Regions from separate parts of the Mus musculus genome. Here all the other regions are linked to region 5. Evidence: chromatin loops called from intact Hi-C (ENCODE). Cell type or tissue: left cerebral cortex. All regions are shown on one strand. Each heading gives the region's core, and the rest is flanking DNA. Links, peaks and the distances in the headings are about the cores only. Region 1 has its middle 25 kb from the start of Gm11418. Region 2 holds the start of Asic2 (acid-sensing (proton-gated) ion channel 2). Region 3 has its middle 120 kb from the start of Gm42084. Region 4 has its middle 39 kb from the start of 1700071K01Rik. Region 5 holds the start of Gm31228 (a long non-coding RNA gene).

The links. Peaks named below come from ENCODE experiments on the same cell type or tissue, not always from the same donor. Only the 100,000 strongest peaks of a DNase experiment are listed, where the experiment ranks them.
Region 1: a loop joins it to region 5, with 9 times the contacts of the local background. A loop is called at or near these places in 7 of 42 quality-filtered maps.
Region 2: a loop joins it to region 5, with 5 times the contacts of the local background. A loop is called at or near these places in 5 of 42 quality-filtered maps.
Region 3: a loop joins it to region 5, with 2.2 times the contacts of the local background. A loop is called at or near these places in 2 of 42 quality-filtered maps.
Region 4: it touches region 5 in a loop (2.2-fold over the local background); 3 of 42 quality-filtered maps call a loop at or near these places.

What each region holds. Positions count from the first base shown.
Region 1 is chr11:81,609,723-81,615,845 of GRCm38, reverse strand. It overlaps a transcript of Asic2 not described here. Among named protein-coding and RNA genes, the nearest start is that of Gm11418, 25 kb to the right of the region's middle. In left cerebral cortex, for the core only: a CTCF peak has its summit at 2,378 (motif pointing right); DNase peaks (open chromatin) are centred at 2,401, 3,212 and 3,439; H3K4me3 peaks cover 1,502 bases; H3K27ac peaks cover 400 bases.
Region 2 is chr11:81,150,492-81,156,614 of GRCm38, reverse strand. Asic2 (acid-sensing (proton-gated) ion channel 2) reads left to right here and starts at 3,712. Exons shown (of 10, transcript NM_007384.3): 1 at 3,712-4,857. The coding sequence starts at 4,150. Gm51910 (a long non-coding RNA gene) reads right to left here. Exons shown (of 3, transcript XR_003949744.1): 3 at 4,882-6,123. In left cerebral cortex, for the core only: CTCF peaks have their summits at 2,863, 3,575 and 4,321 (motif pointing right); DNase peaks (open chromatin) are centred at 2,590, 2,863, 3,614 and 4,384; H3K4me3 peaks cover 3,074 bases; H3K27ac peaks cover 2,257 bases.
Region 3 is chr11:81,372,291-81,378,413 of GRCm38, reverse strand. It overlaps a transcript of Asic2 not described here. Among named protein-coding and RNA genes, the nearest start is that of Gm42084, 120 kb to the right of the region's middle. In left cerebral cortex, for the core only: CTCF peaks have their summits at 1,322 and 3,379 (motif pointing left); DNase peaks (open chromatin) are centred at 1,342 and 3,367.
Region 4 is chr11:81,531,412-81,537,534 of GRCm38, reverse strand. It overlaps a transcript of Asic2 not described here. Among named protein-coding and RNA genes, the nearest start is that of 1700071K01Rik, 39 kb to the left of the region's middle. In left cerebral cortex, for the core only: a CTCF peak has its summit at 2,657 (motif pointing right); a DNase peak (open chromatin) is centred at 2,650.
Region 5 is chr11:80,818,004-80,824,126 of GRCm38, reverse strand. Tmem98 (transmembrane protein 98) reads right to left here. Exons shown (of 7, transcript NM_029537.2): 6 at 4,138-4,197; 7 at 2,094-2,915. The coding sequence ends at 2,708. It overlaps Gm31228 (a long non-coding RNA gene), which reads left to right and starts at 2,928. Exons shown (of 6, transcript XR_001780272.2): 1 at 2,928-3,037; 2 at 3,501-3,653. It also overlaps the pseudogene Gm11207. In left cerebral cortex, for the core only: a CTCF peak has its summit at 2,566; a DNase peak (open chromatin) is centred at 2,539.

The DNA.
Region 1 (6,123 bases), core at 450-5,449, 790 kb before region 5:
CTGGGGACATTTTCCTAGGTTGCTAATTCTAAAGGTGTGAGCGTGGCCACTTGGTAGTTATAAAGGACATGGCTGAGCTGCTCTTACAGTCTGAGTACTGGATACTCTCATCACGTGTAGGTCTGGTGTTTGCATAGATCCACAGCTGCCCTGAACCAGGGGAGAGCCAGGTTGGCACCAAATAGGTCAGCAATGGCCAAGCAAAGAACTCTGGAGAGTCACCGGTGGCCCTGACACCTCATCCTATCACTCCACTGGAAGGTTGCAGTCTGGAGGAATTGTGAACAAACCTGCCATTATTGCGACCGTTGTACTTACAGACATACATTTTCAGTGCAGTCAGCAGTGTTGATGGTTTGAGGCCTGTTTGAATTTTTAACATTTTGATAGGATAGAGATGGCTATTTGCCAAGTTCATGCCCCAGACCCCTGCAATCAAGTAACAGATTGTAGGAAACCGAGGTCTCGCAAGGTTTGAAGTCCTGGATGTTTAGCTCTATTTGGCCAGGTGGGCATGCTTGAGAGAGAGAGATGGTTGTTTGGGGCAATAAGAGTTTGTCTGGCTGAATATGAAGTTGTTTAACTGTCTTCTGTGTGGCTGAGCCCTCTTACAGTTCCATTGGCAGTGAGCATGATCCTGGTTCTTCTGGAACTAGATACTGTCTGTTCGGGATGTGGGTATCTTGGTAGGTACATGGCAGCATAATGTTCTAACCTGCAGCTCTTTTGTGTGTGTGATAGGGATATCTTGTCATTTCCTTACTTGTGTCTGTACAGTTCCAGGACACAGACATTACTCAGTGATGGGAAAGGAGGCTCCATTGTGTGGCACAGTATCCAGGAGCCTTCTAGGTGTGCATTATCAACATTTAGCCTTTTTCCAACTGGATCATTCACCGGACACTATTTAAGAGTTCTTTGTAAATTGCTGGGTTCAGGACCTGTTATAAAAAGATGTCCCTCTGGTGTGTGGCTTGGGTTTTCATTCTTTTAACTGCCCCCATGCCACCACCCCCACTTCTTATTTTGTTAGTTAAGATAAGTTTGGAGAGTGCAAAGTAAAAGAGGAGGAGGAGGAGGGGGAAGGGGAGGGGGAGGAGGGGGAGGAGGAGGAAGATAAAGAAGGGGGCTGGAGAGATGCCTCAGCAGTTAAGAGCACTGCTCTTCCAGAGGTCTTGAGTTCAATTCCCGGCAACCACATGGTGGCTCACAACCATCTGTAATAGGATCCAGTGCCCTCTTCTGGTGTGTGTCTGAAGACAGCTATAGTGTACGTCTATACATAAAATAAATAAATCTAAAAGGAGGAGGGAGAGGAGGAGGAGTAAAAGTCCTAAGAACCAGGGCAGCTTATAAACTGGATTCACTTTCAATTCCTGAAAGATCGGAATGTGAGGGAAATGAAACTGTCAGACAATCTTAATCAAGGTTCTATTAAAAGGGCCACCTCTCAGGGAGGCTCCAACTGGGTCTGCAGCCTCTATGGGACTGCACATCTACCTTGATCCTCATGGTGACCTCCCAGATGGAGGTTGTTCCTCTCTCCCCTCCTCCTACCTCCATCCACTCTGCTGTCTTGGGGTTTAATGGGCCGGTGTGGAGGGTTGAAAGGACAGTGTTAACAAGAGTCAAATCAAAAGGATATTCACCTAACTGTGTGTCTGCCTCTCTTCCTGGTTCCCCATTCTATTATTCCCATGCTGTGTGGGGGCCCAGCATTCGCTGAACATCTGGCCTCCCCCTCAGGAGGCTCAGGGTGTCCTTTTCCTCGCTGCAGTCAGTTCATGCTGGGCGTGCCCCACCCTCGGCAGGTGTAAGGTTTCTACTGGGTAGATCAAGCCAGCCTTGAACCCCAGCTCTTCCTGCATGAACTTCCTAAGTGCTGGGAATGCAGGGACATGCCAACCTTGCTCGACTGAGTGTGGTTGTTTCTGATTTATACCCCCTGCCCCAAGTCATTCGACTCAGGGAAAAACGCAAAACAAAAGCAAGATTTTAATCCAAGAGACAAGAGAAAAATGAAACTAAAACATGATACAAAGCTGAAGAACGGGAAAGATGGAAGAGAAAAGAATGGAAAAGCACAGTGTGTTTATGTATATAGTTCATGAACTCTTTAGAAGACTCAGGTTCCCCGGGGTCGGGGCGGGGGACGGAGGGGGGGGGGCAGAATCCAATCAAAAATATGTTACTTTCTCCGACTTCAAGCTCAGAATCACTAAAAAGTGGCAAACTGGTGATGTGATTCCAAACCTTTCCCTATCTTATCTTTTCAGAAGCTGCAGCAATTGCCTTTTCTTCTAGAATGTCGTCCCATTGTTTAAAAAGGAACTTCAAATTAGAATGATCTTCCCTGGGCAATTCCTGAAACAGCCACTAGATGGCAGAATGAGACCACAAAGATGCTGTGTCAGATTGGCTGCTGATCTGCATGCAGCCCGGGGAGCCGCGAGCTAGCAAGCCATCTCCTGCAGGCATCTGATTAATAATGGGGCTGTAATTATCTTTACACAATCCCGATTGCAGCTCCCGTTGTAGCCTAGCTGTTAAATTAAACTGCACAAATAAATATGCCTTGCGACTCAGCCTCCCCAGCACTGCCCACCCTGGGTGGCTTCCAGGCATATTAACATATCAAAACACAAACAGAACCCCTCCCCACTCCCTTCATTTTCATAACAAAAGGGGCCCCCTTTCATCTCCCCAGCAACCGGGTCTGTATTTAAATAGCTCTGTGAAGGCCGATAACGTTATTACTTTATTTCCCTAGTCTAGCCCTGGGATATCTGCTTCTTCGGGAAGATGGATGGATGGATTTTATTAGGAAGATGAAACACCCACGGACCCAAGCGGCCTGAAGCTTGGTGCAGAAGAGAGCCTGTAAAAGCCTCACCTAAAGGAATACTCAGAAATAACTAGGGATCCTAATTGGTCTGAGGCAGCGCTTTCCGGCTTAGTGGTCTAGGGTCAAAGGAATGAAAATGCAAACGAAATTGGGTTAGGGCCATAGGTTCCGGATGGTGGCATTATAAACTGTAGAGCCCTGGGCATGAAGACACATAGGGGTTAGAACTTCCTAGAAAGCACTTCACCCCAGCTGCAGGGCTGCTGACTTCCCCCCAAGTAACGGGAGATGTCTAGAGATCCTGCCTCCAGCCAGGGACAACTCAGGCGTGGGAGGGAGCTACACAGATGATGCAGATCCTGATTTGACTCCCAGTGTTAGAGAAGCTTGTACAATCCAAGGACTTGGCAGTACAAAGGCCTGTTTGGGGCGGCGGAAGCTAAGTCCTGAGGTTAACTCCTGCAGCAGGCACTCCTGTTAGGCCCCCAGTAGGTAGAGGAGAAGGGAGGCTTTACTCCCGAAGAGACTCCCTTCCATCATCCTAGGAGCTCCTCCTCTGCTCCCGACTACACATCGTTTGTGCTCCGTGGAATGAATGGGTGTCTGTTTCCGCACTCAGTGGAGGGGTGGGACTAAGCAAAGATGGAGAGGCTGAGGGAGGCGGGGCCGGGAGATCTGATAGTACATCTTAAGAAAGGAGAGAGGGATCAGCTAGCTTATCAACAGTCTGGTTCCCCAGGGTGAAGACAGGTAGATAGACTCGGGATAAACAGCATGGCTCTTCTGCGATGTGGTATCCTTGAACGCACGGGTTGATGAAAGCGAAAATGAATGAGTAAACATTCCAAGAAGCAGGGGCAAACTCCAGCCAGCACAGGGCTCTAGATCCCAAGAGCTTTCAGGAGGCGGTCTCCGAAAGGGCGGGGCTTTCTTTGACTGACATAGGTGATAGACATCTCATGAGTTGTGCCATCTCAGAATTGCCTATGTAACAATCATATGCATGAGGTAGTCTGCATGCATCAGCCTTACGGGATTTGTGATGTCCCAAAGGCCAAAGACCATCCTTTCCTTAGTGGCTTTGCACTGGAGAAATCTCTAGAGAACTGAATCCTCTGTTGGGCTTTGGTTTCTAACTGTGGTCGGAATTTTTGTTTGCTTGTTGGGAAGGGTTTTTCACAGTCCAAGGGACTATCTGGAGCAGTGAGGAAATGGTCTTCTTTGTTGACATTAGACCCTGGAGTGATTTTCCTATGACTTACACGGCCGTACCTCACTTGAAGAGGGCGCAGTAAGACAGAGCCATGATCATGAGAAGACCCCAGGAGAAAGGATAACCCCCTCCTCATATAGCTATAGATTTCCAGAGGAAATCCCAAAATCTCTCTCTGTCAGATCACAGTCATGAAAGGCTGCTTCGATGTATGCTCACCTGCCCAGGAGGCAGAGGAAGGACAGCCCATCCCCAGATACACTCCTCCTTAGCTGCTATAAGCCTCCTCCCTGAGTATCGCCCGCTACCTGGCGGGCTTCCCTTACAAGATAGAGTGGAGATGGGCTCAGGGGATTGTTGTCACAAGGGACTTCAGTTCCTTCCCTTGGTGGTTCATGCATTTATGCATTCCACAAAAATTAATTAAAAGTCTATTGTGTACAGACTATTACACTAATCACTTAAGAAGCCCGCAAAAGAAGACAGGGGCATAATGAAGCCTGTGTTTATCATCTTGAGTCCTGGAGTTGAACGTCAGCTCAGAAAGCAGGAGGCGCTTCCACTTCCCATTTGGCCCTAATGGGAGGGGAAGAGCGCACCACCGGCCTTGCCCAGTGTCTCAGCTCCTGGATGGGGAAGGGCTGTTTCGTGATTTGGCGTCCATGTTTCCAGTTTCATTTCATTGTCAAGAAGCCTTGCACCAAACTGCTCCCGGCTCCCACAGGCTCATGCTCCCTACAGTCCTGAGAGCATCAGCTACAGCATCTGCTCTTACACAGGCTCAACCCAAGCCAAGGATTGCCAGGAACTAGCCAGGAATTCAGGAGCAGGAGAGGGAGAGAATCCCAGCCAGATAGGGCCAGCTCTTCTGAGCTCTGCTCCAGGAGGTGGCTGTGTTAATGGGAGGAGCCCAGAGTGAACTTGAGGGAAGCTTCAGGAAAGATGCTTGGAGACCATGGGAACCCAAAATAGAGAACACTAGCAGGGCAGGGCACCGAAGGAACTACCCAAGGAGCCTGGCTGTCGGAAGAGCAGCCTCTGCCGTTAGGCTGAGCCTGATTTGTTTGCCGTCCAGGTGTTGGGGCTCAGAGGGTCACTTAGCCTTCCCGCACCTCCCCTCTCTGACCTCTAGAATGGGGGTAACAGCAGTTCCTCCTGCTTGAGACCACTCATGTCCTAAACTCATAAAGCCTCCTTGCAGAGGGCACTCAGTGACCACTGGCTGGTCTCTCTGATTTAAAGCAAAGTGGCTTGAAGATATGAGAAAGGTGTCTGAGGACTAGGTTGAGGCTGGGCATACACAACAGAGGCAAGCTGGCACTGGGGACCACAGAACAGTGTCCTGAGGACTCTGCAGCCAGGGGATTGGGCTGTCTCTAACTACAGTCTGGGCTGAGAAAAGTCAAGTTTTCTATTTAGTTACTAATCTATAACGGAGTTCTACTCAGTATTTGAAGAGTGGTATTGAGGCCTCCAACTACTACCGTCTATTTCTTTGAACAGTTTGGTCAGATTTTGCTTCATGACTTTCAGTGATCTGTTGTTAAGTAGATATATCTTCATAGCTGTTAGAAATGTCTGATAGAATGACCATTTTGCCAGCATAAAATATTTTTGCAATGACAACAGCTTTTGTTTTAAATTCAATTCTGTCTGATATCCATATAGCCAATCTAGTTTCTCATGCCTGCTGTTTGCATAATAGATGCTTTCCTACTTGTTTGCTTTCTACATAGTTGCATGTTTAAGGCTAAAATGTGTCTTTGGCAAACAGCATACAGATGGATTCTCTTATTTAGTCTGACAATCTCTGCCTCCTGATTATATTTTCTAAAACATTTACATTTAGTGTTATTATTCATGACATTAGCTTTACATCTGCCATTTGTCTATACATCTATGCAGTTTTCTATTCTTTCGTGAGTCCTTTATGCCTCATTTTATACTAAGTGGGACTGTTTAGTGTAACATTTTATTGCTTTGATTTCTTTGACTGTAGTTTCTGGCTTACTTTCTTAGTGATTGCTCTAGGGCTTGTCATATGCATGCTAGCCTTTCAGATTAA
Region 2 (6,123 bases), core at 770-5,769, 330 kb before region 5:
CCCTCAAGAAAGACTTGGACACACACAAGGACACTGTGCTATGGCTAGAACTATCACTGTGACATCAGCACAAGGCGTGATTGTATTGGGATCGTAGCGAAAGACCAATCATCAGCAAGAACCGAGGGAATCATCCCTTAGGAGGCAATGGGATTTGGAAGGAGAATTTTGCTGGGCTGACTGAAGAGGGCAGGGCATCTCAGTCAGCCTAGGGGGCAGGCTGAAACATGTGGTCACCAGAGAGACAGTAGTCTTTGCTTGGAGTCACATTCTCTGTTTCTTTGCCAAGATCCATGGAGGCCAAAGCAGGATCTCCCTACTCGCTTGTACCTGCTCCATATGGAGAATGGACAGGGAAAGACGGGGTAACGGTGACAATTGATCAGCCCTCACTGGCATGTGTATACCTCAAGAAGTATACAGCCAGGAAAGAAAAGCCTATAACCGCAGAATCAACCAGAATGACTTCTGACAAAACAGAGCATAGTTCCACTCCAGAGTAAGGATGCTGGGAGATGTCACATGCTTGTTTTAGCTCCTTTAACAGTAGCTGCTTCCAGGCCTCTAGGCTACCACCTTGGCTAGAAGAGGTCCCTGAATTCCCAGGCAGGGATCCTCGGTCTAAGCCAGAATTATTAGAATAGGAGGTTTTTGTTGGGAGTACAGTACACTGGCACCTTCAGAACTTCCTGCCAAAGCCAACAACTGACAGGTGCTTTCAGGGAAACCAAATCCACAGCTGAATCTCAGCATTGCTCAGCAGCAACAGTTTCTTCTCCAGGAATATGAGCAAGGTAGTGGTGGCACACAACTTTCATCTCAGCACTCTAGCGGCAGAGGCAAGTAGATCTCTGAGTTTGAGGCCAGCCTGGTCTACAGTGCAAGTTTCAGGACAGCCAAAGCTACACAGAAAAACACTGTCTTGAAAAACAGAAGAAGGAGGAGGAGAGGAAGAAGGGGGAGGAAGAGGAAGAAGAGGAAAAAGAGGAGGAGGAAGAGGTGGAGGTCTTCAGGTATGTGTAGCTGTGCCCTAGAGAGTGAGCACGGACATCCATATACATAATACGTGTGCATCGTGTGTATATATACATGATTGTGAATGAATTCATTGTGGGTAATATATGGTTGTATGGTTGTGTATATTTATATACTGTGTGTATATATACACACAATATACAGTATGCATTGAATGCACATGCAAGATTGCAGCATGTATGTTTGTATGTATGTTCAAATGTGTCAAATTTTGTATTATGTGTCAAATGTATTTGTGCAGTTGTGTGAACCTGGTAGGGCATGTGTATATATAGTGTGTGCTTGGGTACATGGACATGTGTGCTGAGTGCATATGTGTGGTGTATGAATGGGAGATGAGGGGCTCAGAGACCATCTTCTCCAGTGTTTAGATACAAGGAGTTGCTTCATGGAAAGAAAGCCCCCAGGCCAGTGGGAATAGAATATCCACTCTAGTCCTCTGCATCCTTCATAGAAACCTCCTGGTCATTTCACAAATCTTCCTAAATCCCACAAAAGCTGTGAATTCACCTTTGTTCCCAAGTCTTTCGTCCTCCAGTTTCCTGTCCCAGAATTCTGATACTCCACTAACTGGGGTGTCTGTCTTCTTGTGCTTTGGGTCCTTCATCCATTCCATCTACTCTCAGAAATGTCTGGAAATTCTTTTATCCCAAAGGTAAGGAACTCGGAGGGCTGCCTGTCTCAGTGATGTTTAGAAAGTATGTGTAGAGTTCTTTTGTGAACCCTGCATGCCAAGGCAGCCATAAGAGCAGGACCCCAGAGGCCAGCCTGGTCTACAAAGTGAGTTCCAGGACAGCCAGGGCTATACAGAGAAACCCTGTCTCAAACAAAACAAACAAAACAAAACAGCAGGACCCCAGCCCTGATCCAGAGGCTGAAAACCACAAGACCCTCTGAGACAGTAAAAACTGTCAGGGCTTTGTGATCTGAGCCTTGAACCCAGCTAACCACTGCCCAACTGTGCCCTTTTGGGCAAGCTTTAGCCTCCCTCACATCACTTAGAAAATGGAGCCAGTTGTATCTAGAAACCACATTCAGTCCCCCCACCCCGACCGAAAGTTTAAGCAGAATATTTAAAAGGCAGTATCAAAAGTTTAAAATGTCCAGGAGTTATTGAAAGCCTTGGGTGCTTTGTGGAGTCTCTTGACTTGGGACGACATCCCCTTTCTTACTCTCCCTTCTCTTCACATCCAGGGAGAGCTACTTTTGCCTGGCTTAACACCTCCAGAGAAAGGGGTTGGGGCACTTGATAAATTTCTAGAGGCAGAAGAGAGGAGCTGTCCCCTTGAGTCCATCCTGCCACAAGTCCTGTAAGTTTTCCCAGTAACTGGTCACATAGCCCTTCCTAAAAGAAATTCATACACATGCAAATCGGAAACTATACTCATTCATACCCACAGCCAAGGATGTGCACACATAGAACATACAGCCCATCACAGGCACTCGTCTACTTATGACACATCCAGCAGCCGCAGCACATCAACCCACAGGCAGCTTCACGAATTGAAGACTTGGCACAAACGCCGGTTCACATATAAACAGTTCACATCCTACACACACCCCTGCACGACACCGCACTCACACTTGCTCAAGTGCCCACGCTGCACAGTCCCATCTCTCTCCAGCCCATTTCACACGCCCAGGCATCCCTTCACATTTCTTTGCACACGGCTTGCACATAAACACAGCATTCTTACTACTCTCCATCTCTTCCACAAGCCGGTACAACCGACCACATCTGTGCTGCCCCCAACCCCCCCCCCCCGCCCCAACATCCCCTGCAACTTCAACAAGAGGCTTCCCGCTTGGTGTGCAGCGGCCACAGTGGCCAGGAATTAAAATGCAGCAAGGAGGAGCCGGGAGCGTCAGAACCGCGTCTCCAGGAGCGCACAGCGCTCGCCTCGGCCGCCGCCGCCCCGCCCGCCCGGAGCCGCGGGGCCAGCGAGCGCAGTAGCAGGTGCTCAGAGCCCAGCAGCGCCAGCCGCGCCAGCCTCGCGCGGCTGCTGCCCAAGTTCGCCCGGGGCCCGAGGAGGGCCGGGCTACCGAGAGAGGAGAGCAGCCGCCGCCACTGTCACCGCCATCGTGGACTTGGAGTCTTGAGAGGAGACGGGCCCACCGGAGCTGCGAGCTTCGATGAGCAGCGAGTCCGGATCAGCCTCAGGAGGTGTTGCTTGGGCTCCGCAGTTCCCAGCTCCCGTCTCCCAGAGAGAATAAGAGGCAAGGAACAGCATAGCCGGGTTTTTCTAAAGACGATCCGTGCCGAGAGGAAAAGCGATAGTTTCCCAGCACCAGCAACCTTGGAGGGGCCCAGCAGCGAGCAGCTTTCCGCAGGACGCCTTGAGAAGCCCCCGCCCCAGACGACAGTAGACACCCCGCGGGACTCAGGACTTGGGGAAGCCTGGGAGCGTCTCAGCAGAAAGCAGCTCCGGCAGCCGTGAGAAAGAAGGGTCCTGGAGGAAAGGGAAGGTGCAAGTCGCCACTCGGCGACCACTCACCCCAGTACACACCCACCCCACCCGCCGAGCCTGGAGCCGCGGAGTGCCTCTGGGGGCGCTCGTTCCTTGGCGCCTTCCCTCGCATGTCCCAGCACCACTGGGCTAAGGGCCAGACTAGTGGGGTCCCCGGGACTGGCCAAACCAGGCATGGTGGCCCAGTGGTCTCTCTCTCAGGATCAGCGTAAAAACTGGGGTTAGTCCGTGCAGGGGGGACTCATCTCAGGGTCCCCCGAGGTCCAGGACCAGGATAGGTCGGCGGGCACAGAGCCCAGGGATTGGAGAGGCGGCTCCCAATGGGGCCCCTCCGGAGGTAGTGCCCAGTGACTCTCGTCCTTCTGGAAGACTCGGGGCCAGCAGAGCCTGGGGGTGGGGGGTAGTTAGGAGAGGCCAGAGCTAGGGGCGGCGGGCCGAGGCGGCACTCAGTCCCGGGCGAGCGCCCGCGGAGGCGGCGGCGGCGACGCCGGGAGGGCATGCCGCGCCACCGGAGCTCCTGTCGGGAGCAGGCTTCCCTGGCACAAGCTGCGCGCGGCTGCTGCTGCTCCCACTGCTGCTGCGGACTCCCATGGCGGCTCCGCCCGGCCGGGGCCGCCGCCGCTGTCGCCAGCCTCGGGCTGAATGAATGAGCCGGAGCGGCGGAGCCCGGCTGCCGGCGACCGCGCTCAGCGGCCCGGGACGCTTCCGTATGGCCCGCGAGCAGCCGGCGCCCGCGGCGGTGGCGGCAGCTAGGCAGCCCGGGGGCGACCGGAGCGGCGATCGGGAGCTGCAGGGGCCAGGGGTCGCCCGCAGGGGGCGGCCGTCCCTGAGTCGCACTAAATTGCACGGGCTGCGGCACATGTGCGCGGGGCGCACGGCGGCGGGAGGCTCTTTCCAGCGGCGGGCGCTGTGGGTGCTGGCCTTCTGCACGTCCCTTGGCTTGCTGTTGTCCTGGTCCTCGAACCGCCTGCTCTACTGGCTCAGTTTCCCGTCACACACGCGAGTGCACCGCGAGTGGAGCCGCCAGCTGCCGTTCCCCGCTGTCACCGTGTGCAACAACAACCCCCTGCGCTTCCCGCGCCTCTCCAAGGGGGACCTCTACTACGCGGGCCACTGGCTAGGACTGCTGCTGCCCAACCGCACCGCGCGCCCGCTGGTCAGCGAGCTGCTGCGGGGCGACGAGCCGCGCAGACAGTGGTTCCGCAAGCTGGCCGACTTCCGCCTCTTCCTGCCGCCGCGCCACTTCGAGGGCATCAGCGCTGCCTTCATGGACCGTCTGGGCCACCAGCTGGAGGACATGCTGCTCTCCTGCAAGTACCGGGGCGAGCTCTGTGGCCCGCACAACTTCTCCTCAGTGAGTTGCCCTCCGCGCGAACCCGCCCTTTCTGACCCCGCGCTTCCCAGGAGTCCTGAGGCTCTTAGGTGGGCCCCAGGGACTGGACACCAGGCCCCTGTGAGTGTCACTACTTCCTGACTGGGTGTCACCTCTCCTCAGTGCCCAGGAAGAAGCCACTCTCGAATCCCCTGAGTCTTCAGGTGGTGGGAAACTTGGGCTTGGCTCTGTCTAGGAAGTCATCTTAATGCTGTTAGCGTCTCCTTGTACAGTTCCTTCCGGTGTCAGCTCTCAAACTCCTCCTTCTACTCTCTGTGGTCCCTTCTCTAAATAGTGACCCACACACACACCCGAGGTTCACGGGACCCAAAGCTACTGCTCTCTGTTTGGTCTCTAGAGTTGCCTTAAATGGGAGGCTTGTTCTCTTTGGGGAGAACCAATACAAAACCCTTCAAAAGAAATGGGCTAACAAGGTGTTTTAGGACCTCTGTTTAAGATCCTAAACAGCTTATTATTTCAGAGTTCCGCACGGAGTCTAGGAGAAAACTCCCAAGGACAGCAATGAACACCAAAGCTGTGGGCCCCTTTTTAAGGCAGTGGCAACTTTCTGCTCATTGGAAAACAAAAACCAAAAAAAAAAAAAAAAAAAAAAACAAAACAAAACAAAAAAAAAACCAAAACAAACAAACCAAAAAACAAAAACAAAAACAAAAACAAAAAAACAAAAAAACAAACAAACACCGCTCCATGAGCACACCCACCCACCTTGCTCCTCTTACTGACTGAAGGAATATCCTTAGGTGGGAAAGTTGCAGCCAGCAGGCTCAGAAATGCAAACAGCCAGGGCCAAAAGAAGCTGTGCTAGAGATTTGTGAGCCATTTGCTGTACTGGTTCCCGCACACTGTGGGTCTGGAGAACGCAGATGTCAGGCAGAAGGTATCTGCCTTGTGCAGTCTGTCTCCGAAGAGCTCTGGTGCCAGGACCCGGCATGGTGCAAGCCTGTCCAACCTTTGCTGTGTAAACGCCCCTTAGGTGGGCTCTGGCTTTTCTACCAGTGCAGAGAAGGTTGGTGTGCATTCGTGAGTAGTACTCTCAGAAGGATCGCTCTTCCGGATTTTTGTCTCTGACAAAGCTTTTCCTGGGATGGCAGAGTTGCCACGGTTGCAACAGGTGTTGGCTTGATGCGGGTCATTCTAGGTCTCTGATTGGCTGTTCTGGTTATCTCTTGCCTGAGATTCCACCCTTAGCTTCAGTCTTGACTCTGTTGATTTTTGCTGTCGGACTGA
Region 3 (6,123 bases), core at 546-5,545, 550 kb before region 5:
CCTCTAAACTCCCTTACTCTGGAGCCTGCCTACTAGCTCTTTTTCGTGTTGTTCTAAACACACATAAGCAACATGGCAAAACACCACTGATCCTGTGTTGCAAAAATTCTCAATTCCATCGTGCCCATCTGGAGAGAACTCATTCTGTCATCTCCAATCAAACAGACCAGACTTCCACTCCTCATTCACAGTGTGCAGGCACACGACCTTGGGCAAAGTTGTGAAATCTCTCCAAGGTGACATGTGCTCTTTCGAGACAGAAATAATAACGCTCACCCTGAAGCTGTGCTGGGGGGATTAACAGTAGGACTCCCCATATCACACATATCTCTGTAAGAAACCAAACAACCCTGTTTCAATGCATTAGTAAGAGGGTGGAGTTGCTGGAGGAAGGACTAAGCAAGAGTGGCCAGAAGCTCAAAGACTGAGCCCAGGATGGCCCTAGGGAGTCTGAGCAATGCCTGATGTATCTGATCCCACAGAGACATTGACTGCAGAGACCAGCATTGGCGGAGGACACGCAAAGCTAGTGCAGAAGTAGAGAGGTGTGAACTTTAAGCTGAAAGGAGCTGTCAAAGATCGAGGAGGATCCATGGGAGGATTTCACTGATGGAGAGGCAGGTGAGCCAGTATGGTGGCTCATGTCTTTAATCCCATCTCTCTGGAGGCAAAGGCAGAGGCAGGTGAATCTCCGCAGCCTTGGCCAACCTGGTCTATGGAACAGGTTCCAGGACAGCTAGCGTTATACGGAGAAATCCCGATTCCAAAAACAAAACAAGAGGAAGGGTCAGGACTCCAGGCTCATCTGAGCATTTGAATCAAGGGGCTGCTGAGTTTCCTGGGATTCTCCCTGGTGGGTGGGATTTGTAGATACAGAATTTTTCATGACAGTGGGATTATCTTTGTTAGGGTTTTACTGCTGTGAACAGACACCATTACCAAGGCCACTCTTATAAGGACAACATTTAATTGGGGCTGGCTTACAGGTTCAGAGGTTCGGTCCATTATCATCAAGGTGAGAGCATGGCAGCGCCCAGGCAGGCATGGCGCTGGAGGAGCTGAGAGTTCTGCATCTTCATCTGAAGGCCCCTGGGAGAAAACTGTCTCCTGTGTGGTTAGGAGGAGGGTCTCATTGCCCACACCCACAGTGACACACTTCACATCTACTCCAACAAAGGCCACACCTCTTAATAGTGCCATTCCCTGGACCAAGAATATTCTAACTACCACAGGGATCTTCTCTGTAAGTCATTTAGAGCATGGACACTGAATAATAATGCGGCCATCTGCTGTAGGCAAAGGGAGAGCCTCAAGTCCCAAGAAGAGTGTGTGCAGAGAGCTCCTACCCACTTGGCAAACTTCACACAGAGGGGCTGAGTGGCTCTGAGATTACTTACAGTACATAGGCTTAGCTTCCTGCTTGTGCTTTTGCATAGCAAGGGGCACATGCCAGGGGTCAAGTACACACGAGGCTGCTTCAGCCCTCCAAACAGCTTACCCCAGAAGGTCCATCACAGTCACTTCATGAGAAAAAAAAATCTAAGAGAAGTTTTAAATCACAGAAGCAGCAAGTCCAGAGCTGACATTGCTCCCAAAGCTGGCTTCAAAACTCCAGATCTTTAAAGGGAGAAAGTATACGAAAAGACAAGACTCAGGTCCAAAGATGGAGCTCCCTGGTACTTCCTGCTGCCTTCTTACAGGTCACCTCCCTTGCTGCCTGGTTTGACTCTTCCCTGGGATCTCTCACGTTGGGTTGGGGAGGCAGAAACTCCTCTGGCCTTTGTCCTGAATAGATCCAGGACTATGGGCCTGCAGCATTTAGGACCTTAGCCTCAGTTCTCAGTAGCTGTCTTCCTGTCACGTGGCTGGTCCTCACTGTGAGCATCTACCACGAATGGACTTTTCCCCTATGTCTGCTGATGAAGACTTTACAATTTCATTCAACATCTTGTTTAATGAAGCGATGACAATCAAGTCTAGCTTAACAAACCAATGCGTCTATTGGGTTACTCACAGAAATGCATATAGGACCGGTTCTAAAACGCTACCCCAGTGTGGCGGCAACCTTGAAAGCTGCATCCTAGAAGTTGTGAAGGCAACTTAGTTGTCAGAGGCTTCTAGTTCCAAGCAGCTGTCAGTGTGTGTGTGTGTGTGTGTGTGTGTGTGTGTGTGTGTGTGTGACCCCGGGAAGAGGCCTTGCCCATCTTCTAAGTCATGAGAGCTTCCTTGGGCTTGTGAGTTTTATTCTTAGAGCAATAAAGAAGACTACCTTCCTCTCAGAATAGTTGCACATTGCGGTAGGTTACAGCACTTGGAGTTGGGTGACGATGGGAAGGCTGTTATCCTGCCTGGTTGGTTATGACTCCCAAGCTGTGAGACTTGAATGGTCCCTCCCCATTCAAGTCACACATCTCTTCACCTGTGTGATAATGCCAGTGTCCTCTGGTTCTGTCTGTCTGCCCATCTCTGCTGCCCTTCATTGCCGGTCTCCTCTCAGATCCCTGGTCATGTCCACTGGAAGCGGATAACCCTCTAGATATGTAGCTGTTCAAACTTGAAGATGGTGGTGGTCCTTAGCCCCAAGCAAAGGTGGCTATACCGCCCTTGCAGTCACCATGGCTACTGCTTCTCCTGTGCCCTGGAAAACACACTCAGGGTACTTACTCATTGCCAACAAGTTGCTTCAAGAACCAGGACTCATTATCCAGGGGTTCCCTTGCCTCCTGCCTATCCATGCAGAGCACCTATCGCCAGTAATGATGCCCCTAAAAGGGCCAGGATGTGGAGCCCACAGCCCAGGGCCCAGAGCCTTTAGCCCATTTCCCAACCAGGATGCAAAATGTTGCACAACGTCACCAGTCCTATGTATGTGCTCACACTCAGGCTGCTACAGAACCATAAAACTGTGTTGAAGTTATCAACACTGTTTTTTTTTTCCCTCATGAACAATGCTTGCTCGGGAGTCCTTTCCCCACATGGTAACATGGTAAGTGTCAGCTGCCAATATGGAAAACCCAGTGTGCTAACACCAGCATCCTGCCTTGACTCCTCTACTTCAAGATGAAGTTTCTACTCTTCAAAGCTGTCGTCATCCCAGCACTCATGCGTTCCAAAAGGTGGACCAAGAACCATCTAGCAGGGCTCTAGCCCATCTTCTGAAAACTAACCCTAAAATACCCTTTGTAATTTCTCTCTGGATGCAAATCCTAAAAGACAGAGCTTTCTGTTCTCTTGGAACTCCAAAGCAAGAATGCAGGTGGGACCCTGGTACACAGTTATTGTGAAGTAGGTAAGAATTTACACTTTAGAGCCCAGAGTCAACTCTCTTGGGGAGAGGAATCAGCTGGAAAAATGGACTCACTGCTGCCCTCTAGTGGCTAATCACAAAACTGTTCCTCCAGAAAGATGGATGGGCTTCTTGTAAGCTGGGCACATTGGTGCAGCTGGACACATTGTGCAGGTAACCAGGGGACAAGAGTCACATCCAGAGGAAACTCTACAGTATGGTGAACTTAAAGTCACAAAACTCCCTTCTGGTCAAGACTCTAGCTGATTTCAATACTTTCCCACCCCTTCCCCATACTCTAGTTAGGGCTGTGTTTCTTTCTAATAAAAAAGCTCTAATTCATAAGCATGATACGATTCCCCCATGGCCACAGTGCATTTATTTAATGACCTTCCTCTAAATCCAAACAGCCTAAGACTGAGAGGAAGCCACATAATCCAGTTTCTGGTGCAAAGGTGTACTCTGTAGCCAGGCTCCTAATCAAACCCTGGGTGGTGTCAGCCGCAACCAACGAGAATAATTAACGTGAGAATGTTTACTCTGTTTGTTTGTCTGATTCCCGGGCTGTGCTGAACAGTAATGAAAATTGTTTTCTCTGCAAAGCATGACGCTGGTCAGTGTTCACCTGGTGTGTTCCCAGACGTATTGATTAATTGTGGTCCAGAATGTCACAATGACCAAGGGCCAGGCTCTGCTCTTGGGCAGTTGGAGTTTTACTCACCTTGGGTCACCACAACCTGGGTCAGTGGGACTGAGTTGAGGTCAAATTTGACGGATGGTACAGAAAAAAAAAATCCTCAGATGCAGAGACCCAATAAGGTGAGGGTTCCAAGTGAATGATGAGACTCCCATCTTCCCTCCTTAAGGAAAAGACTAAGTCCAGATCTTTCCAAGCCACTGGGCTGTGACAGACTCCCCCATTCCCCCAAACACTCACAATGCTGATGCCAGAGCTCATCTTTCCTCCACACCAGCAAACTGAGCCCTCTTGGACTCAGACTCTAGGCCCCACCCAGATGCATGGACCATGGCTGGAGAGCTGTGCTTTTCCAAAGCTTTCCAATTGGTTTCGAGGTATTCACAGAGCCCACACATACAGAAACAATAACACATCAAGTATCAGAACATAAAAAAAAAGAAGAAAAAACACTCCAGAGGTCCCGGAGCCCCCAGCTATGCTTACAGGGGTGCTCAATGGAAAAACAAAAAACAGAAAAGGAATAAACTGGGGCCTTCCAAGACCTCACAGTCATGAGCACTAGCACCGTTCAAGCAGAGAAACTAAGAGCAGACCCTGGGGCCTCCTTGTATGAATTCAACTTATGAACTGTGTGACCTTAGACAAAACACTTTGCTTCTCTGTTCTTTGGCTTCTTCCACTGTAAAATATGATAATTAAAATGTTGTTACCTTATAAGGCCTCTGTAGATATTACATTAGGTTTGTGTGCAAAAGCATTCAAGAACACCAACGAGGGCCAAGAAGATGATTTTGTAGGTAAAAGTACTTGTAGCACAAGTGCAAAGACCCAAGTTCAAATCCCTTGAATCCACATAAAAGCTGGATAAAGTTGTGTGAGCATCTGAAATCCAAATGTCCCCATGGAGACATAGGAGGTAGAGACAGAAGAATATCCAGAAGCTAGCCAGATGTGGGCAGCAGAACAAGAGTCTCTTCTATCAAACAAGATAGAAGGCAAGGACTAACACCCAAGGTTGTCCTCTGACCACCACATGCCCACGATAGCACACTCGTTCCCATATTCACAGACTCAGATACATACACACATGAATGTGCACACATGCATGCACATGTACACAAAATAACAGTGCACATACATGTTTTACACACACACACACACACACACACACGAACAGTGTAAGCAAGTTGAGGCTCTGGTGCCCACCTGTAATCTTAGCATTCCAGAGGCTGAGGTAGGAGAATCAAGAGTTCAAGGCCAGATAGAGCTACATAGTGAGACCCTGTCTCTCCTCTACAACCACTACCTGGAAAGGAGGCAGCAAGCATCCAATGCATGTTAGCTCCTTCAGTATAATAAAAGTTGTAACATTGTATCTGTTTCACTAAATAAAAGATTTAATTTGGACAATGAACTTGCTGCTGTTTTTAAGTACTCTGATATGTTAGTCCAACCAACTCTTTAGAGACGGGAAGACTGAGGGCTCAGGAAATTAACAACACCTTGCTTAGATGGACTGTAGACAAAAACAGAAATGAAGCACTCTCCATATCAGACTGAGCTTGATGATCACAGACACTACCACTACCCCATCCCCCGCCCCCACACACCCCTCTGCCTCCCTTGGACAGTCGCCTTGTGTTATTAGCAGGATTCCCTTCTCCAGAGGCAGATGCAGGGGTCACCAATCAGTCTCCTCCTCTTCAGAGCCAGCATAACCAGCACCCCCCATCTCTCTTCCATCCCCACTCCCATCCCATGGACCTCACTGCCATAAAATCGAGTTCACACCTCAGAGGTGCTTGAAGGGTCTGGTTAGCTGCAAGGTGTCTGTTTATAAATCGCCACAGAGAGCTCAAGTGTGATGGAGGACTGCTAGCTGAAGCATGAGCCACAATTAGCCCTTCTCGAAGCATCAAAGGGATGCCAGAATGAAACCCACCTCTCACTCTGAGCCTAGTGTCAGTAAAGAGGATGGGGTAACAAGAGCCTAGCTGAGAGATCAGAGTCTCTTCCCAGGGTCCCAGGCCAGCCAGCCTCCAACCTGGGGCAAGACTCCTGTGACGCCCTCCCTGTGGCTTCCTCTCCTATTGCACAGGTTGAATTCTCAGCCCACAGAAAAAGAGATGTTGTATAT
Region 4 (6,123 bases), core at 376-5,375, 710 kb before region 5:
GTTAGCACATGCACAGGACATAGGGACAGCATACAGAGGTGACCACAGATGATCTCTGCAGGAGGAGACAGTTGAACAGAGCTTTGTAGAACGATGAGAGGCAGGCAAATGGGGAAGCAAGAGGCTACCTCTCAGGAATATTCAGATGCTGAGACACAGACCAGAACCCCAGCCCTGCAGAGTCTCCTTTACTGTTGTAAGCACCTCGGGATATCACTAAAAAGTGAAAGGAAAGAGTCTTTGAAATGCATGAGGAAGAGCCTGTGGACCATCTTTCAGGGGCCAGAATGGAGTGACCTTAAACCAGTGTTCACCAGTTTATGTTGGTGGTGATTTTGCTGGCCATCTTTTTGATTGTCACACTTTAGTGGGCTACCACAAGCATCCAGTGGGTACAGGCCAGGAATGCAGCTAAAGATTCTGCTGAGTACACCCCAGACTCCTTGACCAAGAATTACAGGCCAAATGGACACATGTTGAGCTTGGGAAACTTGGTCTTCAAGCAGTTTTTGATAGGAAGAGTAGGGTGACTGTAGCCCAGCCAGGGGTTGCTCCAGTCCGGAAAATGAGGCACTTTTCCCCAAAGTATGAGTGTCAGTGGAAAGGATGGATAGGTGGATACCTGTCCAAAAGTAGGTTGCTCTAACAAGGTCAAGTGCGTGCGCGACTTATCCTGACCATCCCGTACCCTCTGCCATTGATTCCTAAGGAGGGGCTGGAAGGACTGCACTTTCTAAGTTATTGGCTCATTCTTGACAGATGGCAGAGAGCAACCTAATTTTGTGGAAGCCTCCTCCTCCTCTTCCTCCTCCTGTTCCTCCTCCTCTTCTTCCTCTTCCTCTTCCTCTTCTTCCTCCTCTTTATTTTAAAGTCATGCAATTAGATACAAGAGCAACTGTATATTTAGAAGGGGAAATGCATCCAAAGTAAATACACATCTACAGTAAATGAATGGTTAATGCAGATGGAGAATCTGGTGACTCAGGCTGGCTGGAGCTCAGCCTTCACAGGTTTCTGGGCAAATGAACCATGACTGAGTGGCAATGAGGTCCTGTAAACTCAAGGAGCCTGTAGGGAAATGGTGAGATGCCTCTGTTTCTCTCAGTAGAAGATTCAGTCACTGTGTACAGAGGCCCTCCTCAACAGCAACACAGAGGGCAGACTGTCTGCTGTGTAGAAACACTGGGGGGAGAGGGGGCACGTTAGTAGCCCTGGAGGAATTATGGGTGTAAAAGGGTCTGTCAGCAGGAACCAGTTCCTTTCATCTCAGCACTTGGGGGAACCAGGAAGGACTATAGAGACTGCCCAGCATCCCAGCATCCAGCCATTGTGGCCCAGAGATTGTGGTCATGTTGATATTGTTTTCCTCTTCTATGAGCCTCTTCCAGCCTTGCCAGAGAAATAGGAGAGAGCTCAGATGGGAATGGAGCACTCCCAACTGCAAGGTCCCTAACATGCTCTGGCCAGACTCTGCCATTCAAGTGAAGCAAATGGGTAATCCCATTCATTAGGTTCTCCCACTTCTGACCATCAGAATAACCCTCCCCACCTCCAGTGTGTCCCTCTATCATGTGTTAACCTCCATTCCTATGATTGTAAAATGCCATAAAAAATACAAATCTTCCCAGGTTATTACAGAAAACTAAAACCCATGCTCCTCTCTACAGCCTGGAAGGTCCCTTCCTGCTTCCCTCTTTTCAGCTTTGTCCCTGACTCCGTGTGTCATGGTGCTCCATCAATTGTGGTACTCTTGCCATGCCTCAAACATGCTAGTCCCCCTCTGTCTTGGCACCTTTGCACTTATTGATCCTCTTAGCCAAAGGCTCTTCTCTTTGCCCTTTACCTGGATTATTTTTTCCTATTTTCACAGTCTGCCACAAACGTCTACCCAGGAAGCCTTCCTGGGTCTCACTATCTTATGCAGGCGCCTTCCTCTGCCACCAGCTTTGCATTGCTCTTTATCTGGAACCCTACAGCTGCCCTTCCCAAGCCGCCCTACTCCTCTGTTTGTCACAGGTATCTGTCTTACAAGATAAAGGTTATCTCTGTGAGTACAGGCTGTGACAATTCACAGCCACATCCCAGGTCTTCAGTGCCTGGTCCAGAAAAGATCATCAGGAAATCTATGCTTAGGGCTGGGGAGGCAGCTCAGTGGGAGAGTGCTGCTTTGCAAGAATGAAGACCTAAGCATCCAAGAAAAAAAGACAGGCATGGCTGCCCATGCCTCTAACACAGCCTCAAGGGAAAGAGATGGTTGGATCCCGAGAGTACATAGAATAGCAAACAGAAAGAAAGCTAGGATAGATGTGGCCAAGGTACTAAAGGGAGCTTGTAAGACTCCCTTTTAATTAATGTTGAAAGATAGCTTGCTGTATGCCTGGCACTGGCCTAAGCACTTCACCAGAGTGAAGTCATTAATTACCACATCAGAAGGCAGATGTTTATGTTTGTCTAAACACATAGCTCGAGTAAGGCTGTTCTAATTCAGTTTCCTCCAAGCCACTGAGCAGTTATCTTGGAAGAGATTATTGTTCGCATCTTAAAAACAACGTCACAGAAGCTCAGAGAGGTGAGTCACCTATTAGCAGCAGCTCCTTGGAGATCTCTCCAAGGAAGCCAGATTTGCTTCTGTGCTCTTCCTGCTACACCATATAAGGCCAGCAGAGGGCAGATGAGAGCAAGATTGCAGCCCTGTGGACCTCTGGACAGGTGATGTGAGTCCACTCGTTCTCCTATTAAAACAAGGAAGAAAAAAAAACCGAATTTGTTTTATAACTTACAAGTTGTTTGACTTGGACAAGGCATTTAATCACTCTGAGTTTATTTCCTATTTCCATAAAATGGAGAAAATTGTATTTGCCCTCATAGGGATACAAGATTTCAATGACAGGCACAGAAGAAATGCTTAGCCCTTTGTGGCACAGAGCAAACACTAAAAATGATAGCTAGTAGCAGTCCCATTATTCATCGCTCTCACAACAGTTTGTTCGTTTCTTTGATAATCTTAACTCACTAAATGCTTATTTAGTGTCTGTTCCATAGAAGACATTGCCCAGGTGCTGGTGGGGTTAGTTCTACGAAGGTCACACAGAAGACTGTTAGCATGTGACTGCAGTATCTGTGGGGAACTTAGGGAATCCTTGTGGGAGAAACACAAGGAGGCCATCTTGGAATGTAGTATCCTTGAAGTGTCTCTGTGAGAACACAGATGTGAAGTCTGACCCCAACTTGCAGAGCCTGCAGCTCTGAGGACAGAGCTTGCTCCCCTGTGAACTTCACATAGCTTCATAGCTAGCACTGACAGTCAGCTAGGTTTGGGGAAAGGCTGGCTTGGATATAGAAATAACATAAAAGACATAATGCCCTGAAAACAAGGACTACCAAGACCCACATGCCTTCCTGAGGTGGGGGATTGCCAGGACCCACATGCCCTATTGAGGTGGTTTGGCTATCCTCTGAGGGAAGGGGCCTGAGAGAAGGGTATAGAACTCTTAGCCTCAAAAGTTCACACTATGTGTTCTTCCACTACCAGCTCAGGGATGCTCCCTGTCCGCCCAGTGACATATGCCTTTGTCACCAATGCAGGGATGCTCTCCTTTTCCCTGGTGACATATGCCTCTGACACCAGTGCAGGGATAGTCTCCATCTCCCCAGAAACATTTGTTACCAGAGTCTTTGAGCATTGCTCATTTGTGGACCAGTTTCCTCATCTTTAACAAAGAAGTTGTATCAGCTAGTTCTGTGGATGCCTTTCAAGCCTTACATTATGTGAATTACATGCAGATATCCTTGCTCAGCAAGACAGTCTACTCTATAGATTTTGGGAACTATTAAAGGAATCTACTTCTGCCAGATAAAGGTCTTTCTTACTTACCCACAGGAAAGGCCCAGTCCTTTGTCCTGGGGCTTGGATTCCTCTTAGATGTGGCCTCTTGTCCTGTCTACTCTCCCTAGGGCCTCTCACCAGTCATGCCACCATCTTGGTTGCCTCTACCTTCTCCCAGCTTTTCCTTCTGCAGACTGTTAGACCATGCAAGGCTCTAACCAAGTGCTGAGAGGTAGCCATGTTTTTTTCCAAATCTACTCTTCTGTGTCCACAATGCCAAACTTGACATTTCACAACATAGTGATCATGACTACCATCAGCCAGTGTTCAGAGCTCACAACATGCTAGATGTGATATTGTTTATTTCATACTTGATTGTATTGACCTTTTCATTGGTGTGCACGTGTGTGTATTGTCTGTGTGTGTCTATGTACATGTGTGTGTTGTCTCTGTGTGTGTCTGTGTGCATGTGTGTGTATTGTATGTGTGTGTGTCTGTGTATGTCTGTGTTCATGTGTGTGTGTGCATGTGTGTGTTGTCTCTGTGTATCTGTGTTCATGTGTGTGTGTGTTGTCTGTGCATGTCTGTGTGTATATGAGTGTTGTTTGTGTGTGTGTGTGTGCATGTGTGTGCACAGGTAAACTCACATTTGCATTTGAAGGGCAGAGGCTAATGTGTCTTACTCAATCACTCTCCACATTTTTTTTTTTTTTTTTTGAGGCAGGGAATCTTACTGAACCTGGAACCCATCAACTCTCTAGGTTATATGGGCAATGAGCAGAGCTCCTCTCTCCATTTCCCAAAGCCCTGGGGATACAGACAAGCTCCGACATGCCTGACTTTTATATGAGGACTAGGAATCTCAATTCAGTTCCTCACATGTGTATGGTAAGCACTTTACCCACTGAGACATCTTCCCAATCCCAAAGTATATCATTTTTTGATACTATTTCTGTTTTTTTTTTTTTTTTTTGATGGAGCAACAAAGATTCAGGGTGGTTAAATAGTTTGATGGCAGATATCTATGGATAGTCTAAGAGTTTCTGCAGATAGCTCATCTCCCTGCTGAAAGAGAGACTTCTGCTAGTTGCAATTCTTGGGTCCTTTAAGGAGACACTGAAAACTTGCATGATAAGCTGTAATAGCTTCTATGACATCTATAATAGTTTCTATGATATCAGCAGGATGGGAATGGGATGCTGAGTAGAAAAGCTGTCTCTTGGGGTACTTGGACACTGGAAGAATCACCGAGAATCGAAATACAGAGGACACCTCTGCCCTAGCCCAGGCCTGTGAGCTCTGAGCATGACCATCCTTAGCTATAGCAGACTGAGGAAAAAAAAGAAAACGTCCTCATCAGAGGAACAGGCTTCAGGCCAAGCTCACAGTGGCTACTGGGAATGGTTAGCAAGGTTTTTTGAGTGGGGACTCTTTCTTTTTTAAAGCTGAGAGTGGAAAACAAATAGCAGCCATGTAAGTGATCTGCAGCTTTGAATTCTGCCCTCATGTACGGCAGGGGGGAGGGTTACAAGAGGTGGGAGGGGGAGGAGCAGAGACATAAGGGCGGTGACAAAGCAGAAACCCGCCCGCCCGATGCTTTCTGATTCAGTCACTAGGAGGAGAAATCTGCCTGTCTATAATGATCCCTGTTGGCAGCCAGCACTAATGGAGTGTGTGGAACTGGTCCTTTGGGACAAGGTGTGTGAAAAATGGCTGCCAAGTGTTAAAAATCAGGAGATTTGTTCTGCGTTTGTGAAGAAATGAATTCCAGATACTTTTTTTTTTTTTTTTTATTCTGGGATTTTTTTTTCCTTTAGCTTTTCAAACCCTTAGCTGAACAGGAGGGAAGAAAAGTGAGCTGAAGTGGCTCCGATTTGCAACAAGAGTGCAATTTCAATTGATTTAAAGTGGGGAGCAACCGAGGTAATGACCACAGAAAGAGGCTGGAATTAGTCAATAAATAAAGTTCAAGGTCCCCAGCCTGACTTCTCTTTCATTAGCTTTAAAGAATGGAAATGCAGGAATGGGAGGTTCCGTCATCTGGTTCCAGAAGAAAAGGAAGGTTGTACAGGACCTGGCCCTTATCCAGAACTCAACCCCAGCAGGATAATTTGACTTAGTATTTTGAGAAATCTCTCTCTCTCTCTCTTTCTCTCTCTGTCTGTCTGTCTCTCTCTCCTCTCTCTCTCCTCTCTCTCTCTCCTCTCTCCCCCCTCTCTCCCTTTCCTCTCTTCTCTCTCTCTCTCTCTCTCTCTCTCTCTCTCTCTCTCTCTCTCTCTCTCTCTCTCTCTGTGTGT
Region 5 (6,123 bases), core at 372-5,371:
GGCCTCCCAGGCTCAGGAAAGGTAAGCAATGGCAGATATTACCTTAAAGAACTCTGAGCACCCCACCCCCATCCTCCACCCGGAGTAAATGACAACTGAGATCCCAATTTAGACTTGCTTCTCTCGAGCTCAGGACAAGGGTTCAGATCCAGAGGACATTTACCACAGTAGCAGCCACTGCGACCTCAGATGTCCAGTGATGCTACCGGATCTTAAAAGAGGAAGAACAGAGACAAAAGTCAGGCCCTGAGAACTGTCCGTGGAGACCTTAAGTAAAAAAGGCAGAATGGGGTTTTTGTTTGTTTGTTTTTGTTTTCTTGGACGTTTCCCAGTCACGGCTTCCAGCAGGGCAGGAGGTAACAGCATAACACACTTTTAGGACTGATGGAAGGAGACATTTAACAAGTTTCCCCTGGAATCCAGCCTGCAGTCTGAAAGGGGTACATACAGTTCTGGTCAGAGCTGCCTTCTTGCCAGGAGAGAATGAAATATGCCAATCACAGACAAACAAGATCCTGGCCTAAGGACTGAGTTCCTGGTACCTCAATATCAAACTAAAGAGCCTGCTGACTTGAGTTTTAGCAGAGAAAATGGAACTGAGGTCAGAGGTAGCTCCAACCATGCTTAATGACAGAGATAGGACCCAGACAACAGCAAGCCAGTCCCAACATCCAGGCCTGTGGAAAGAAGATCCTTCAGGCTCCCCTACATGAATGGGATGGGAATGACAAGATCTGGAGTATGGGGCCTCGAGCTGGGTCCCACTGAGTTCTCAGGTCAGAGAAGTGCCCATTATCAGTGAGGGTGGTATTAGATGCCAGTGATCCCAGCACTGTGGAAGCTGAGGCAGGAGGATCTCAAATTCAAGGCTACAATTTAGAAGACAAGGAATGTGAGGCAAATATGGCAGTGGTGGCCAGGGCAGTGCTTATGCTGAGGACTCGGGCAGCAGTGACAGCCCTTCTGAGTCCCACAGCACCTACAGCACTTGCTGTCAGACACGCATCCAAGAAGACAGGTGGCAGCTCTAAGAACCTTGGTGGGAAATCACTATGGCATCAAGAAAATGGAAGGTCACTACGTTCATGCTGGCAACATCCTTGGCACTTAGCATCAGTTTAGGTGACACCCAGGCGCTCATGTGGGACTTGGGAGGAACAAGTGCCTGTATGCCCTGGAGGAGGGGATAGTCTGCTACACGAAAGAAGTCTACGTGCCTAATCCCAAAAACTCAGAGGCTGTGAATCTGGTCACTAGACTGCCCAAGGGTGCTATCTCTGCAAGACTTTTGTCCACATGGTTCCTGCCAAACCTGAGGAAACCTTCAAACTAGTAGACATGCTTTGAAGTCCTGTTGAGACCATTGGATGGAGCCTGGAGCCCAGGTCACAGAAACAATTGATGATGGCAGTCAAGGGTCAGGGTGAGGACAAGATCTCTGCAGAAGAGACTGGAGAGGTGGCTCAGTGGTTAAGAGCACCAACTGCTCTTCCAGAGGTCCTGAGTTCAATTCCCAACAACCATATGGTGGCAAACAACCCTCTGTAATGGGATGCCCCTTTTTTTTTTTAAGAATTATATATTTATTTCATGGACATGAGTACACTGTAGCTGTCTTCAGACACACTATAAGAGGGCATCAGATCCAGTTACAGATGATTTTGAGCCACCATGTGGTTGCAGGGAGTTGAACTCAGGACCTCTGGAAGAGCAGTCAGTGGCTTTTAACCACTGAGCCATCTCTCCAGCCCAGGGATTCTCTCTTCTTGTGTGCCTGAAGACAGTGACAGTGTACTCATATACATGAAATAAATAAATATTTAAAATTAAAAAAAAACAGAAACCAAACAATAAAAAAATGAACCTTTCTTTTTTGTATTTGCAAGACAGATTCCAGAAATAAAGGACACATGCACACAGACACACACAGACAGACAGACAGACAGACAAACACACACACAGACACACACACACACACACACACACACACACACAGAGCACCTTCAGGATTCTTGGGCCCTTTCCATCCGTCCTCAGTTCTTACACATTCCACCGCATACCCAACAAATACACTTGACTCGGTAACTACACACTTGAGGAAAACAGAAGAACAAGTTTACTATTCGCCTGGTGGTTGTAAAGCGAAATTGCAGGCATAGTGATAAAAAGGAAACAATTGACTTCGCATTTCCTCAGCTTCTAACACAAATGGGAAAGCGGAAGATACATGGGAAGCGGGGTGGGGGTGGGGAGCTCTGATGCTTCAGGAACCAAAGCACTGAACACAAACAAATTAGCAAGGGGAGCACAAGGGTCACCCGAAGAGACTATCTCGACCTAGCCACTTAGTTCTGATTGTCCATGTTGCCACGCCTTGATTTTCAGAAGCCGGAAATTCTAATTTGATATGAAGTCTCTCAATTCTTAGAGGGCAACTCGATTTTCTTGGAAACATTAAATGAACTAAATGTAGCAGCGAGCCCGGCAGCTTTCTGCGCTCTGCTGTAGAGGTACACAGCGTCTCCCCTAACTGTGGGATTACACTGCCACTCTCCAGCCACTGTTTGCCATTGCAGCAGAGCCTGTCCAGCGTGAGGCTCTCGGCTTTACCCTGCACCCAGGGCTGGCCGACAGAGCTCTAGAGAACAACTAAATCTACAGGAAGTAGAAGGCTCGCCCAGGGGCGGAAATGGGGCCTCGGAGATGATTAAATGGCCGACTGTTCCTGCAGGAAGCCCTCAGGGTTGGGGAGGCTTTTATCTGGCTCAGAAGCCAGGGCTGCCTCTCGAAGGACTTCCAGGTGCTCCTCAGCGGCAGACAGTGATTGGTCAATCCAGTCCAGGCCCCCGGTTAGATGGCAGGCGTTCCTGGTCACTAGCACCAAGTGACTAACGGACAGCAGCAGGGCGGTTGTCCTGGGGGGGGGGGGGGGAGGAAGAGATCAGACTCTGTAGAAAGTGGGGAACTTTGCACAGAAGTCCAAATGAGTACACACTCTAGGTTAGTGTTCCCCAAACCGGAGACCCTTCCCTGGAAGGTGAGCAGTTACTTAACACAATGGAGCCACACATAGGGGGATGGCTGGCTTTAAACAGAAGGTCTCAGAGCCTTTGATGAGATTAACATAACTCCATGGGGAAACGGGAGCTTTTCGGGTAGTAGAAGAGGCTTTCTGCAACACACCCATTAACAGCTCCCAGAAGGGTGTTTTATGAAACAGTTTGGATGTGGTCAATTGGATGAGCAGATCTCTAACTGCAGCCCACTTAAAGATGGGCTATATATCCCTCTTCAGTGAGCATCCCTTATTGATCACAAATCAATAAGCCTGGGGCTGGCTTATTCAACGCTAAAGAAAATGTAATTGAAAATCAAATTGAGAAGGAAGGTTTTGTTGTTGTTTCTTTGGTTTTTGTTGGTTTTTTTTTTTTTTTTTTATTTGATCTGGGGTTTTTTTTTTGTTGAAAGATTCACTCTGAAATGATTTTATATGGTGCTAGATGTATTCAGGGCTCCATTACCAATTACTAACCCATGGGAAAAGCTGAACAACACTAAGAGTGGGCAGAGAAACGTGTCATGACTTACTCGCCACCTGGCAACCATTACACAACATGTCAGTGGGAGCCTCACCAATCAAATGGAGACAGCAGGTAGGTATTTTATGGGTTTACATTCGATAGGGCTGAGTACATTCTGGGGAGTGGAGGAGGAGGGGTTCCCGAAACACCTGATGGGGAGTGTCTTCCACTGTGGCTGAGGTATTACATGTTCTCATTGCTGGGTTCACCTCACCACAGCCCCACTGGGCAGTGCTTCCAGCAAGGTGTGGCACCTGGGTAAGTCCAAAGATCAGAGGAAGGAATGGGGCGTGGAGGGCAGGGAGGCCCAGTTAGCATAGTTAAGCCTGCAGAGCCAAGGCTGACACATGGCTGGCACCTTCCTCTTAGGGATTCAGGAGGAAGATTGGGCTCTATCACCTGCCAGGCTCAGCTCACTGAATGGCTCACCCAGAGCCAGGGGTGGTTGGAAATCTGGAAAAACATCCTCTCTTCATAACCCAAGCAGCCCACCTGACATGGTTGATAATAGCGACCCTGAAGTGAGACAAGATGAGTCACACTTCCTCCCTCTCACCGTGCATCCAGGAGCTTGGGGTCCAGTGGAGGGTACATTGACTTCACGACGTCGTCCACTCTGAGGGGAGGCAATGGGACAATTGTGAGCATTTTCCTAGTCCCTTTTCCTCCTCCTTCCTTGCTGTTGTCACTCCAGACTTCTCTGGTGCTGTTACACACCCACCTTTAGGAGTCCTTTCTCTACCTGCTTCTGCATACCCAGTGGAGTCTAACAGAAAGACTTCAGATTCTACTTGGGGAATATCCCTGCTCTCTGTTTTTGTTTTCATCCCAATGGTTAAAATGTGTGAGGTCACACATAGGGAGCGATGCTGAGGATAACTACGACACTGAAAAGGTTACTACCAAGCATGAGCATGCTGTACCCTTTAACATATATATATGTGTGTGTGTGTGTGTGTGTGTATGTGTATATGTATATATATGTGTATATATATAAACAGTAAACTAAAGCTATGAAATGCAAGAGGGGACGTCTAAGGGGATGCTTGCCACTTATGGTGGCCAATCTCCCCAAATTGGGAGGGGGTGGAATTAGGGAGCACCTCACTTTTCAGATAATCTATTCCTGAAGTAGTTTAACTTTTATAAGCATTTATTACTTTTGTGGGTTTTTTTAAAGATACAAATACAGTGATATAGAACACTACCCCCCCCAAAAAAGTCACTTCACCTCTTAATTTGAGTTCAAACCTCTCCACTGTGTGTATGTGTGTGTGTTTTCCGTCCTGGATAGTCAGTCCATGGCTAATATTTTAAGTTACATTCCTACCTGTTCTGATTTGTGGGGTACAAGATTTTGCTCCCATGATCACTTGGTACAAAGAAAAAAAACTGTATAATTTGATTTCTAAAAGCACTAAGAAAAATACACAGCCCTCACTCTCAGGCCGGAGGAGCTGGTGAGCACGGCGGTCTTCAGCATGTGTCTGTCCCACCCAACTAGCCCCTTCCCCCTCTGCAGAGCCCAAGGCAGAAACTGCTCTCCCTGAAATAATAAATCATCATCGTGACAGATGGAGAAAATTAAACAGGAAGGACATGGGGACAAATATCAGCCAGAGGGCGAACTCATGAGGCCAAATGAAGAAAACAAGAGGATTCTGGCAAGAAACATGAGTGAGGTTGTCCAGGGCACTCTGCAGAGAGCTCTGCCCTCCTGACAATGCCACACTCTCACCTTGGCACACTGTTAAAAACCCTGTCCCCTCTCAGAAATCAGCACCCTAACACCCTACTTATAACCTGCACCTCGGGGCGGATCTCAAGAGTAACAAAATGCACAAGGAAGGGGCCCAGGAGATAGGGGCACTGCACGGTCTAAATATGGTGGGAGAGTAGCGGCAACGCCTGGCACAAGCTGGAGCCTGGGAGGGTGGGCGTGTCTCATGAAGCCGCTGATGCTAACCAGATATTTACACCCATGGGGGAACTCCAGAGCCAGGAGCTATTCCGGCCTGCATCCTCCCTCTCAGCGTCTCCACTCACTGACTACCTAGACAGAGTTCAAGTACTCCAAGTCTTGTATTTCCCAGAGGATTCGCCACATGGCTCCTCCTGAGCCCCACTAGGTTATTCTTGAGACAGAAAAGCCTGGTTGCTTGTGACTTAACCCAGACACCAGGAATGCACAGCGGAGGCCATTCCAGGCAGAGGGGTCAGGTGACTTGATAAGAACACTTTCCTGGAATCCCGTCATTTGATAGCCAATCCACATACCAGCCACCAGGTGGCAGCATGCATTTAGCAGGTCCTTTTGCTCTAAGAAAAGGGCCTTATTTTTCTTTGCAAAATCCAGTCCAACTGAGGGGGTGTAGTTGTTGACTGAGGCCCTGCCGGGTACCTCCCACAGGGGATTTTGCAGACAGCCAGGAATTCAGGAGGTCTGAATGTGCTGTGGCTTCCCTTCCCACCCAGTGCTAGGATGGGAATCAAGCAGTGAATGAGAGCCACCATGGAAGAAAGGTATCTATCTCTCAAACCA